Linked DNA regions of Homo sapiens: region 1 is linked to region 2. Evidence: read pairs that join two places in POLR2A ChIA-PET (ENCODE). Cell type or tissue: GM12878. All regions are shown on one strand. Links, peaks and the distances in the headings refer to the core of each region. The heading gives the core; the rest is flanking DNA.

Region 1 (5,383 bases), core at 249-5,248, 1.2 Mb after region 2:
CCAGCACTTTGGGAGGCCTAGGCAGGCAGATCACCTGACATCGGGAGTTTGAGACCAGCCTGACCAACATGAAGAAACCCTGTCTCTACTAAAAATACAAAATTAGCTGGGCGTGGTGGCACATGCCTGTAATCTCAGCTACTCGGGAGGCTGAGGCAGGAGAATCGCTTGAACTGGGAGATGGAGGTCGTAGTGAGCCGAGATCATGCCATTGTGCTCCAGCCTGGGCAACAAGAGTGAAACTCTATCTCAAAAAAAAAAAAAAAAAAAAGAAAAGAAAAGTGTCTACGGCACTTAGAAAAAAGACAAACTTGTTTTAATGTCCTGCTTGATCTGGTCTTGCCATCCCTCTGCCTTCACCTGGGTCCCTCTGCCACTTGATATATACCAAGAACACTGGCCTCAGGGTCTTTGCACGTGCTGCTCCCTCTGCTTAGCATGCTCTTCTTCCCACTCTTTGTTTGGCCAGCACCTTTTCATCCTTGAAGTCTCAGTTCAGATGGTGCTTTCTCAAATAAGTCTTTTCTTACCCATAGGACTTGACTACATTCTTTTGTTATCATCTTGCATGAACCTTTTGCAGTGTCCTTATAAGACTTATTGCAGCGTATAAGCACATCATCGCATATATAATTTTGAGTTTAGTGCCTGCCTGTGTAAACTCCAGGAAGGTGAGAGTTTGAGCACAGCACAGTCCCAAGTATAAAACCCACTATCTGTCACAGAGTGGGTCCTTGATAAATACTTGTTGAATGAATGGAGTTCTAAAGACACTAATTTGAAGCCTATCTTTTCTAACATGGAAACCATGAAGGGTTTTAAAGTATTTATCACTAAAACAATACAAAAGAAAAAAAAATAGATGTACCTAGAATCCTATTTCTCTAATTCTATGAAAGAAACAACTTAGAGCATGGAAAGAGACTGGAAAAATAGCCCAAGGAAACACAAGCGGACTCCAGAAGCTTTGCCATCTATTTGGTGCTTTCAAGTTCAAAGAATAATTTTGTCTGTCATTTTGAAGCAATTTACATTTTTTTCAAAGACCATTCATATACATTCTCTTTTGAAACATATTGGATAAATATTAGTACCCCAAAGATAAAGAAGTTGAAGCAGAGGGAGTTTAAGTAACTTGCTCTCAGGGTGATTCAGTGATAGGTCAGGACACATGACTCCTAATTTAGGGCTTCTTAAAGCTGTTTGGTTGAAAATGAAAAAAGAAAAACCTATATTTAGTGTTTTATTTATTTATTTTTTTTGAGATGGATTTTTGCTCTATCATCCAGGCTGGAGTGCAGTGGCGCAATCTCCGCTCACTGCAACCTCTGCCTCCCGGGTTCAAGCGATTCTCTGTCTTAGCCTTCTGAGTGGCTGGGGTTACAGGTGCGCACCACCACACCTGACTAATTTTTGTATTTTTAGGAGGCGGGTTTCACTATTTTGGCCAGGCTGATTCTTGAACTCCTGGCCTCAAGTGATCTGCCCACCCCGGCCTCCCAAAGTACTGGGATTACAGGCATGAGCCACCGCGCCCGGCCAAGTGTTATTATTTTAAAAAGACTGTGACAAGGAAGCAAAGGAGCAATGGAGACACATGATGCTTAGCGGTGTAATCCTGGGAGAAACCTGTAGTTAATATTTTTCAAATGGAATTACAATTTGGAAATGCAAATTGGCTTATCTACATTGCTGAATTTCATTATTAGTGTTTCATTTAATTTTTCCTAAGAGAAATCTCTGTGTGAGGAAACCCTTCAACTTTAGTGGACAAATTTCAATTCTTAGAGTGAATAAAATACAGGTAATTGCTTAAATATATTGAATACTTTACTTTTGATATGCCAGACACAGCTTCATGTGGGTGAGTGGATACTATTTTAAAACACTTTCTGATGTATTGCCTTTCCTTAATTCCTTTCTTCCATGTAGTTTTCCCAGCGTTGACAACAGAGACTGAGACTAATTGCTGTCGGAAAGGGAGGTCACAAAATAAACCAGAAAGAACAAAGTGGCTGAGTTTCCAAATGGCAAGAGGGACTCTTTTTTTCTTCTTCTATCAAACCTCAGAACGGTTGAGTTAATGAAAACATTTTAACAGTTATATATCAGTAATATCTGGGTTGTGTCTGCCTGCCTGCCTGCCTGCCTGCCTTCCTTCCTTCCTTCCTTCCTCCTTTCCTCTCTCTCTTTTTTTTCTTTCTTGGGTCCTTCCTTCCTTCCTCCCTCCCTCCCTTCCTCCCTCTCTCTTTCTCTATCTTTGTTGGGTCCTTCCTTCCTTCCTTCCTCCCTCCCTCCCTCCCTTCCTCCCTCTCTATCTTTCTTGGGTCCTTCCTTCCTTCCTCCCTCCCTTCCTCCCTCTCTCTTTCTCTATCTTTCTTGGGTCCGTCCTTCCTTCCTTCCTTCCTTCCTTCCTTCCTTCCTTCCTTCCTTCCTTCCTCCCTCCCTTCCTCCCTCTCTATCTATCTTTCTTGGGTCCTTCCTTCCTTCCTTCCTTCCTTCCTTCCTTCCTTCCTTCCCTCCTTCTTTCTTTTCTTGACAGAGTCTCACTCACCCAGGCTGGAGTGCAGTGGCGTGATCTCGGCTCACTGCAACCTCCACCTCCTGGGTTCAAGTGATTCTCATGCCTCAGCCTCCCAAGTAGCTGGGACTACAGGCGTGCACCACCATGTCCAGCTAATTTTTGTATTTTTAGTAGAGATGGGGTTTCACCATGTTGGCCAGGCTGGTCTTGAACTTCTGACCTCAAGTGATCCACTCACCTCAGCCTCCCAGAGTGTGGGGATTACAGGTGTGATCCACTGCATCTGGCCATGATTGTCATTTTTGATCCACCACATATGCATTATTTCTGTTAATTATTAAAACAATCCAACAAGGTATCCAATATTACAGAGAAAAAAACCTCTCTAGGTTTAGAGACTTGAAGTGACCTATCTGAATAATTATAAGTGAAACCGAATATTCTAACATTCAATTAGAATATGTACATATATATATATATATATATATATATATATATATATATAAAATATCGATTTCAGAGCCTTTAGGTTTAACTGCCAAGCTAATTGTTCCTGATGTTGAGTTGGATCTGTACTGATGAGACCATTCATTCCTTGTCAAAGGGGTACTTCATCAGACCCTTGAAGAATAAGGGGACATGATCATGATAGTCGGCTTGGAACATTTAAATATAGATAGCATTCGGGTCATAATTGACACACTGGAAAATCCCAACTTCTGAACTTCCTCTTTTAAAGTACAATTTGTAATATGTGTCTCAAATGCATGATGTATGTTTCATGACACAAACCAGACGACCCACTGCCTTCAGCTTTCAAGTTGGAGGAGAGTTTTTTTAGTTTTTTTTTTTTTTTTTTTTTGTCTCGTAATGGATGCCAGAGAATCTTAACTGACCTCTACCTTATATAATCAACTTTGCATGTCTATGGAAATAATTTTTACGGCAAGTCCCCTTTTGCCTCCTTTATGGGCCACCTCTGAAATGGTTTAAGATCTCTTCACCAGTGTGTGCAAAATGGCTGTTGAACGCAACCAGCAGAAACAGGGCGATATCTTGGAGAACAACAACAACAAAAATGTCAGGCAAGAAGATGTGGGGCCTCCCAAGAGTGGAGGTTTCATTTGTGTCCTTAACTGTGTGTCAGCTTAGAAGATTTCAATGGCAGCAGAAAATCTTTTCCATAAAGCACACTCTTCAACTGCAGGCTGCCCAAGTAGTTAAGAAACAGAAATGAGAGAAATGGCATGAGAGTTTGCCCTGTGAAAATCTCCTGACAACTAATGATGGGATTATGGAGTCTTAACTGCTGAACAGTTATCCCTAATTATAATCAAAGGTATGTCAATCTAAATAAAAATGATAAGACAGAGAGGCATTCTCTGCTATCTACTCCACCCCCCTCCACTAGCTTTTTAACATGAATCTCTTCTCAGTATGATGCTTTGACAAAGCTTGGATTGAATAATTATAAAAAAGAGATGGAGCCCAGTGTTAAGTAAAACATTTTTGCAGGAAGGAGTGGTGTTATTTTTTTTTCTTTTACAGAAAGAATGTTTTTTTTTAGTTTCAAATATTTGGTTCTATCACGGGAACCTCCTGTCGTCTCTGTTGCATTTGACTATGTCACAAAAGTTATGTCATAAATCTCTTCCAGACACTACGTATTAGGGAAGACGTTGCTTGCTTTTAAAGCCTGGTACACATATCCTCATGGAAAGGTGGTTCTTGGGATGGATCATGTTTGCATTCTTGCTTTCACTACCAGGAAGCTCAGAGTCAAATTGGTGGCCCAACTTTAGTAATTATGTAGCCTCCTAAGGCTGCAGTCTATACCTGTAAACTTCTTTTGATATTCTCTTTCCATTTTCCTTTGGTATATGTGTTAATAGTTTGGCTCTGCCATTTACTAGCTGTGTGATATTGGGGGACATAACTTACCTTTTCTTAATCTCAGTTTCCGCATCAGCAAAATCAGGATAATAATATATAGTACTTTTCACAAATGTTGCCTGGCGTTCAATAAGTGCTTAACGAAATGTAGATATCTTTAATGATTTCTATTATTTCTTTTATAATTTTGCTGCATTGCATATAGTACAGTATCTTAAAACTGCTGTGGAATGAGATGTAGAATAAATTAAAAATACATGCATAAAATTCTGCTTATGTGTTACAAATAAGTAGTCATTAGGTCTTGGAAAATAGACCACTCTTTCCTTCTGGAAATTTAAAAAATGAAGTCAAAAAGCTCTTTCGTTGCTGCATTAAACAAATGTTGAAAAGAAATCAGTTGTCAATTCAGAAGGGAAGCTAAGAAAATTTTTCCCTTTTTATAAAAAAGGAGAAAATAGCATTTCAAAACATTTGATGTGGATATTAAGAAGAAGAAAGCAGAAAACAGTCATAATATCTACCATTTTATTAAGTGCTTGTTAGAAGCTCTGCCTTCCTCAGTACTACCTGACAGTAGATTTCATTGTCTGTATTTGTTGATGAGAAGAGAGAGCCTTGGATTGGCTAAGAAATGTAATCAAGATCAGATAGTTAGCAAGTGGGAGAGCCAGCCTTTGGGCTTAGGTCTGCCTGACTTCAAAGCCTGTTCTCTAACCAGTATTTATTGCTGTCAATGAAACTAACTAGAATCTTCCAAAGGCACATTGCTCAGTAAAGCTATATAATGCAAAATGATAAGGATTGAAAAACTACCCAGCTGTTGCCATCCTTTCAAAAGATAAATTAAAAGGGTCACAAAGATCAGGACAACATCCAGATCAGGACAACATCCTGACAATGGAGAGAGAAAATGTCCCTGGTGGCTTCAGTGTTAATTATAATTTCATGTTGAGCAATTATACT
Region 2 (5,383 bases), core at 232-5,231:
CACCGCACTTACTGTGTCTCACAGAGAAGGCAGCCCTGACACTGGTGTGTAAAAACTCCATTCACTCAAAGAACCGTGCACACACACACACACACACACACACACACAAAACCTGTTCTAAATCCACATATCTGCCAGGTTTTGCTGTTCACAATGTTTACAAAATACCATGGAAATAAACCCCTATTGGCTGTTAGGATTCTGTTTGATTGCATATACTGGAAACCCATCTATAATGGCTTAACCAAACAGGAGATTTTTCTATGACATAGGTCCAGATGTGGTCATTCGCAGTTGGTACAGCAACTCATGGGGAGTCATAAAGGACCCACACTCTTGCTGACTTCCTCTCTGGCATCATTACCAAGCCTCTTTGCTCCTCGCGGAAGCAAGGTTCTCCACCTCTGAGCATCCTATTTGCATTCCAGGCAAGATGCAGGGGAGAGTGCTAAGGACGGAGGACAAAAACCTTGACTTCTAGAAGCTTTTTAGGGAGGAGAGGGGTGGAAGGACGTCTTCTGCAGAGACTTCTGCTTATATCTCATTGGACGTAATTGAGTCCCAGGATACCCCAGATCTGGAAAAGTATTTTCAATTAGAATAATTGCTTCCCCAAACAAAATCAGGGTTGTTAGTAAGAAAGAACATGGAGAATGCATAGGCAATTCAGCAGCGTCAACTTCAACAACCATAATTTATCTAAAGCAAAATGATTCTCTAAATGCACGACCAAATCTTTGAAAGGATCTCAGATCAGGAAAGTTTCAGCCTAGCAGAAAACTGGGAGACTTCTTAGATTTTCACCAGTGCAAGATAATCCAAGCCACTCTGCCCTCTGTTAGTGCCTGGGAAAACTGAGAAGTAGATATAAAATTACGCTTTCCATTAGCTAATAAGTCTGTGGCACCCGTTTCCCCAGGCTGCATTCGTTTATACAAATCACTTGTTTTCTAGTGTAAGACAATAGAGTTGTCTTTTCTGGGTCCATTAAAATAGGTATCTCATTCACATCAACTTCTCCCTGGAGAAATCTTGTCGGCTTGCTGATGTTTACCTGAAGTACTGTTCCCTCAATAGAAACACGGCGTATGCCGCATGATGCCTCTTGCTGCTCTGCTGGCCTGGCGATCCCAAACCCAGCTGATTGCTGCCTCTCCTATAGGACCGTGAGCATGATGGAACCCTTGCTACTGAGCACAATTCTTTGTTTATAAGCTTCCAATTGTTTATGTTTTTATATTTTTTATTTGTACACATGTATGGAGCACATGCAAAATTTTGTTACATGTATATAATGTGTAGTTATGAATGGTATTCAGTATTCAGGGTGTCCATTATCCAAGTACAATACATTTTTAAGTATAGTCACTACTCTGCTATTGAATAAATAATTTCTTCCATCTATCTTACTATGTTTGTACCCTTTAACCCACTTCTCTTCATCCTCCTCCCCAATCCCACTCACCCTTCCCTGTCTGATATTTATCTTTCTACTCTCCACCTCCATGTGATCAATTTTTCAGCTCCCATATAAGTGAGAACATGCCATATTTGTCTTTCTGTGCCTGGCTTATTTCACTTATGATAATGACCTCCAGTTCCATCCATGTTGCTGCAAATGACATGATTTTTTTTCCTTTTCTTTTTCTTTTTTGAGATGGATTCTCGCTCTCCTCTGTCCCCAGGCTGGAATGATCTCGGCTCACTGCAAACTCTGCCTCCCAGGTTCAAGCAATCCTCCTGCCTCAGCCTCCTGAGTACCTGGGATTACAGGCAATCACCACCACTCAAGGCTAATTTTTGTATTTTTAGTAGAGATGGGGTTTTGCCATGTCAGCCAGGCTGGTCTCAAACTCCTGACCTCGGCCCCCCAAAGTGCTGGGATTACAGGCATGAGCCACTGCGCCCTGCCATCATTCTTTTTGAGGGCCAAGCAATATTACATCGTATATATATATTCCACACTTTCTTGATACATTCATCCACTGAGGGACATTTACATTGATTTTGTATCTTTGTTATTGTAAATACTGAGCACAAGTCTTGGTAATGAAATCACACAGTGTTTGTGGACAAAACTATGGACAGGACGCAACAAAATATTGACTGTTGTACTGGGATCTGACTAGTGCGACCACGTGTCCCAGTTTGCCCAGTACAAGGGTTTTTTCCCCAGCCTTGGGATTTTCTATGCTATAAGCAGGAAAGTCCAGGGAAAGCTACGATAAGTTGGTCATGGTGAGAACAATCTTTATGCAGCATTGGCTTCGAACCTATCTAAAATAATATCATTAATAGAAACTAATGTTTATTGAGTGATAGCCCTGTACCAGGCACTATCCTGAAGACTTTACATTTATTACATTTATTACACTATTTAATCCTCGCAAGAACATTATTATTATTATTATTATTTTTTTTTTTTTTTTTTTTTTTTTGAGATGGAGCCTTGCTCTGTCGCCCAGGCTGGAGTGCAGTGGCTTGATTTCGGCTCACTGCAAGCTCCGCCTCCCAGGTTCACGCCATTCTTCTGCCTCAGCCTCCGGAGTAGCTGGGACTACAGGCACCCGCCACCACGCCCAGCTAATTTTTTGTATTTTTTTTTTATTAGAGACGGGCTTTCACCATGTTACCCAGGGTGGTCTCGATCTCCTGACCTCGTGATCCGCCCTCCTTGGCCTCCCAAAGTGCTGGGTTTACAGGCGTGAGCCACCACACCCAGCCAAGAACTTTAAAAGGAAGGGATGATTGCTATTCCCATTTTAAAAATGAGGAAACAGAGATGCAAATTGTTTAACCTACCTAAAGATTAACAGTAGAAGCAGCAGAGCCTGGACCCAAACCCAGGCAGGCTGGCTCTGAAACACAACCTCCTTACCAGGACTCAGTGCTGCCTCACTCAGATCCCCCAGAGATGTTGGGCCATGTGAGCCGAAGTCCATTTGCTGCTTGGGCAGCTGGTCCCCTACTCCTCCATCTGCTGTTATCTGCTGATATGCGACAGAACTTTCATTTTATGACGGTAAAAGAGAAGGGGATTCTTGGCCGTGCAGAAGCTTTTTAACTTGATATGATCCCATTTGTCCATGTGACTTGTAGATGTAGACACTGTATTTGTTTCTTTTTCTTGCTCTTTTCTTAGAGACAGGGTCTCACTATGTTGCCCAAGCAAGACTCACAACTCCTGGGTTCAGTCCATCCTGCCTCCTCAGCCTCTGGAGTAGCTGGGACAACGGGTGCAAGCCATTGCAGCCAGCCGGGAAGGGACATTTTATTCATGAGTTATTTTTGTAGTTTTCAACTGGGGAAATTTTGTTTACGGTGATTATACCTGGTGGGGGTGCTACTGCCATCTAGTGGGTGAAGTCCAAAGATGCTGCTAAGCACCCTGCAGTGCGCAGGGCAGCCCCCGCCGCAGAGAATGAGCCAGCTCAGGTGATCAATAATGCCGAGGGGGAGAAAGCCCACCTTATCTGACTCCTCACAAAGTCCTACAAATCACTATTTTACAAAGTAGGAACCTGAACCTCAGAGAGACCGAGGTCCCGCTAAGGGTCAAGGAACCTGTAAGCAGCAGAACAGGAACTGGAGTCCGGGTCTATCACCCAAGCCCACACTCTTTGCTGCCCAGTTCTGGACAACTTTATATCCTATCTGTGGGCAGAAAACACACCTTTCTGCCTGCTCTGACTTGCCGCATCCTGTGGCGGGATTGGCATTTAGTACTTAGTACTTGTCCATTAGCAATTTGATAATCTAATAACAGCCAAGAGAATACATAGTTATATTTGTATGCCAATCCTTCCCCTTCTCCAGTCTTATCAGCCACATGTCCAGGCTGCTTCTTAACTGCCCATGGTTTCAACTTTAGCTTCTATTCTCACCAGTTATGAGAACTTGAACTTAGCTTCCCCGAGCCTCAGGCTCCTCCCCTGTAAAAGGCAGATGTGCTTTCCTAATAGGCTTGTAGGGAGGATTAAATGAGATAATTCCTCATCACCTTCTGTGGCACAAAGGAGAACACACAATGATATATCAGCTCTTGTCATTCCAATTTCTAGTCCTCTGGACAAAAAAAAAAAAAAAAAAACTGGCTCAAATAATAGGTGAAAGTTGTTTCCATTTATCAGTGATGAATAGAGCTTATATTATGATTCAGGACACAGAGAAATATACATGAAGAGATACACACTGAAAACAAAGTTTCACAAAACATACTCACCATTATCAAGTGTGATTCACTCTGATATTTTCTGTCTTATTTAGAGAATGATGGTTGCAACACATTAAATTGATTTCACCCCACAGTTTTAAAAAGAGTACATGCTGTATAATTCCATCTATATAAAATTCTAGAAAAGACAAAACAATTGAGTGAGAAAGCAAATAAATGGTTTCCTAAGGCCAAAGGGTGGGGGGAGTTGATTATGAAGATTTAGGAGGAAACTCCTTGAGGTGATGAAATGATCTAAATCTTGATATCTTGTTTGTGACAGTGGTTATGTCACTGTGTACCTTTGCCAAAACTCCTCAACTACACTTACAAAAGACCAGATATTATGTCAATTAGAACTCTATGAAGCTGATTGTTTAGAAGAGCATTATGATAGTAAATGCCAATGTTTTATCCTATCTGATTTGGAATTTTTTAGCATTGAAATGACATAGTATAGGAAGTAAGTATTTAGGAAGCCAGGAACCCTTCACTATTGATCAATCCTCAAAATTGATAACTGATGGTGCTCAGAAAACTACCCCAAAATCTGGCACCTTAGCACTTGTGAAAACAGTAGAAGCAGGAAGGTATCTCTTACTTTCCACCTCATCTTTCCTGAAACAGGACATAAAACCTAGGAAAGTCACTGACATTCTCCTTCCCTTCTCCCTCAAAGACCTGATAGGAGGGATGTCACACAGAGAATCCAAGAAGAATCTGAACAAAGAGGCCTACCTAAGTTCCTCCCAGTTTATTACCATTGGATCACATTTTTCTTCCAATTATACTTCTATGTGACTGTCCATAAAAATATACAGGTTTTCCTTTTTCTAGAAAATCTTTATTTTTGAAATCTCCTGTGTCATGTAAAACTTTAAGGTCTTCATTTTGAAGCCTCTTGTGTCACATTAAATAAATTTGTATACTTTTCTCTTGTTAATATGTCTTTTGTGACAGGAGTCTTAGCCATGAACTTCAGCACAGGTAAGGAAAAGAGATTTTTTTCCCGCTACATAGCTGTATTTGTCCATTTTCATGCTGCTGATAATGATATACTTGAGACTGGATAATTTATAAAGAAAAAGAGGTTTAATGGACTCACAGTTCCAAGTGGCTGGGGAGACCTCACAATCATGGTGGAAGGTGAAAGGCATGTCTTACATGGTG

What was found. ChIA-PET counts read pairs that join two places held together with the same protein. Peaks named below come from ENCODE experiments on the same cell type or tissue, not always from the same donor. Only the 100,000 strongest peaks of a DNase experiment are listed, where the experiment ranks them.
Region 1: POLR2A ChIA-PET joins it to region 2 with 5 read pairs; 1 of 35 experiments calls an interaction of 5 or more read pairs at or near these places.

The regions. Positions count from the first base shown.
Region 1 is chr20:53,466,692-53,472,074 of GRCh38, reverse strand. All of the region lies in intron 2 of TSHZ2 (teashirt zinc finger homeobox 2), which reads right to left. The region is part of intron 1 of TSHZ2-AS1 (TSHZ2 antisense RNA 1); the gene reads left to right. Among named protein-coding and RNA genes, the nearest start is that of TSHZ2-AS1, 35 kb to the left of the region's middle. In GM12878, for the core only: no CTCF peak of the experiment used is centred there; a DNase peak (open chromatin) is centred at 3,254.
Region 2 is chr20:54,666,709-54,672,091 of GRCh38, reverse strand. No RefSeq gene overlaps it. Among named protein-coding and RNA genes, the nearest start is that of DOK5, 190 kb to the right of the region's middle. In GM12878, for the core only: a CTCF peak has its summit at 3,358 (motif pointing left); a DNase peak (open chromatin) is centred at 3,207.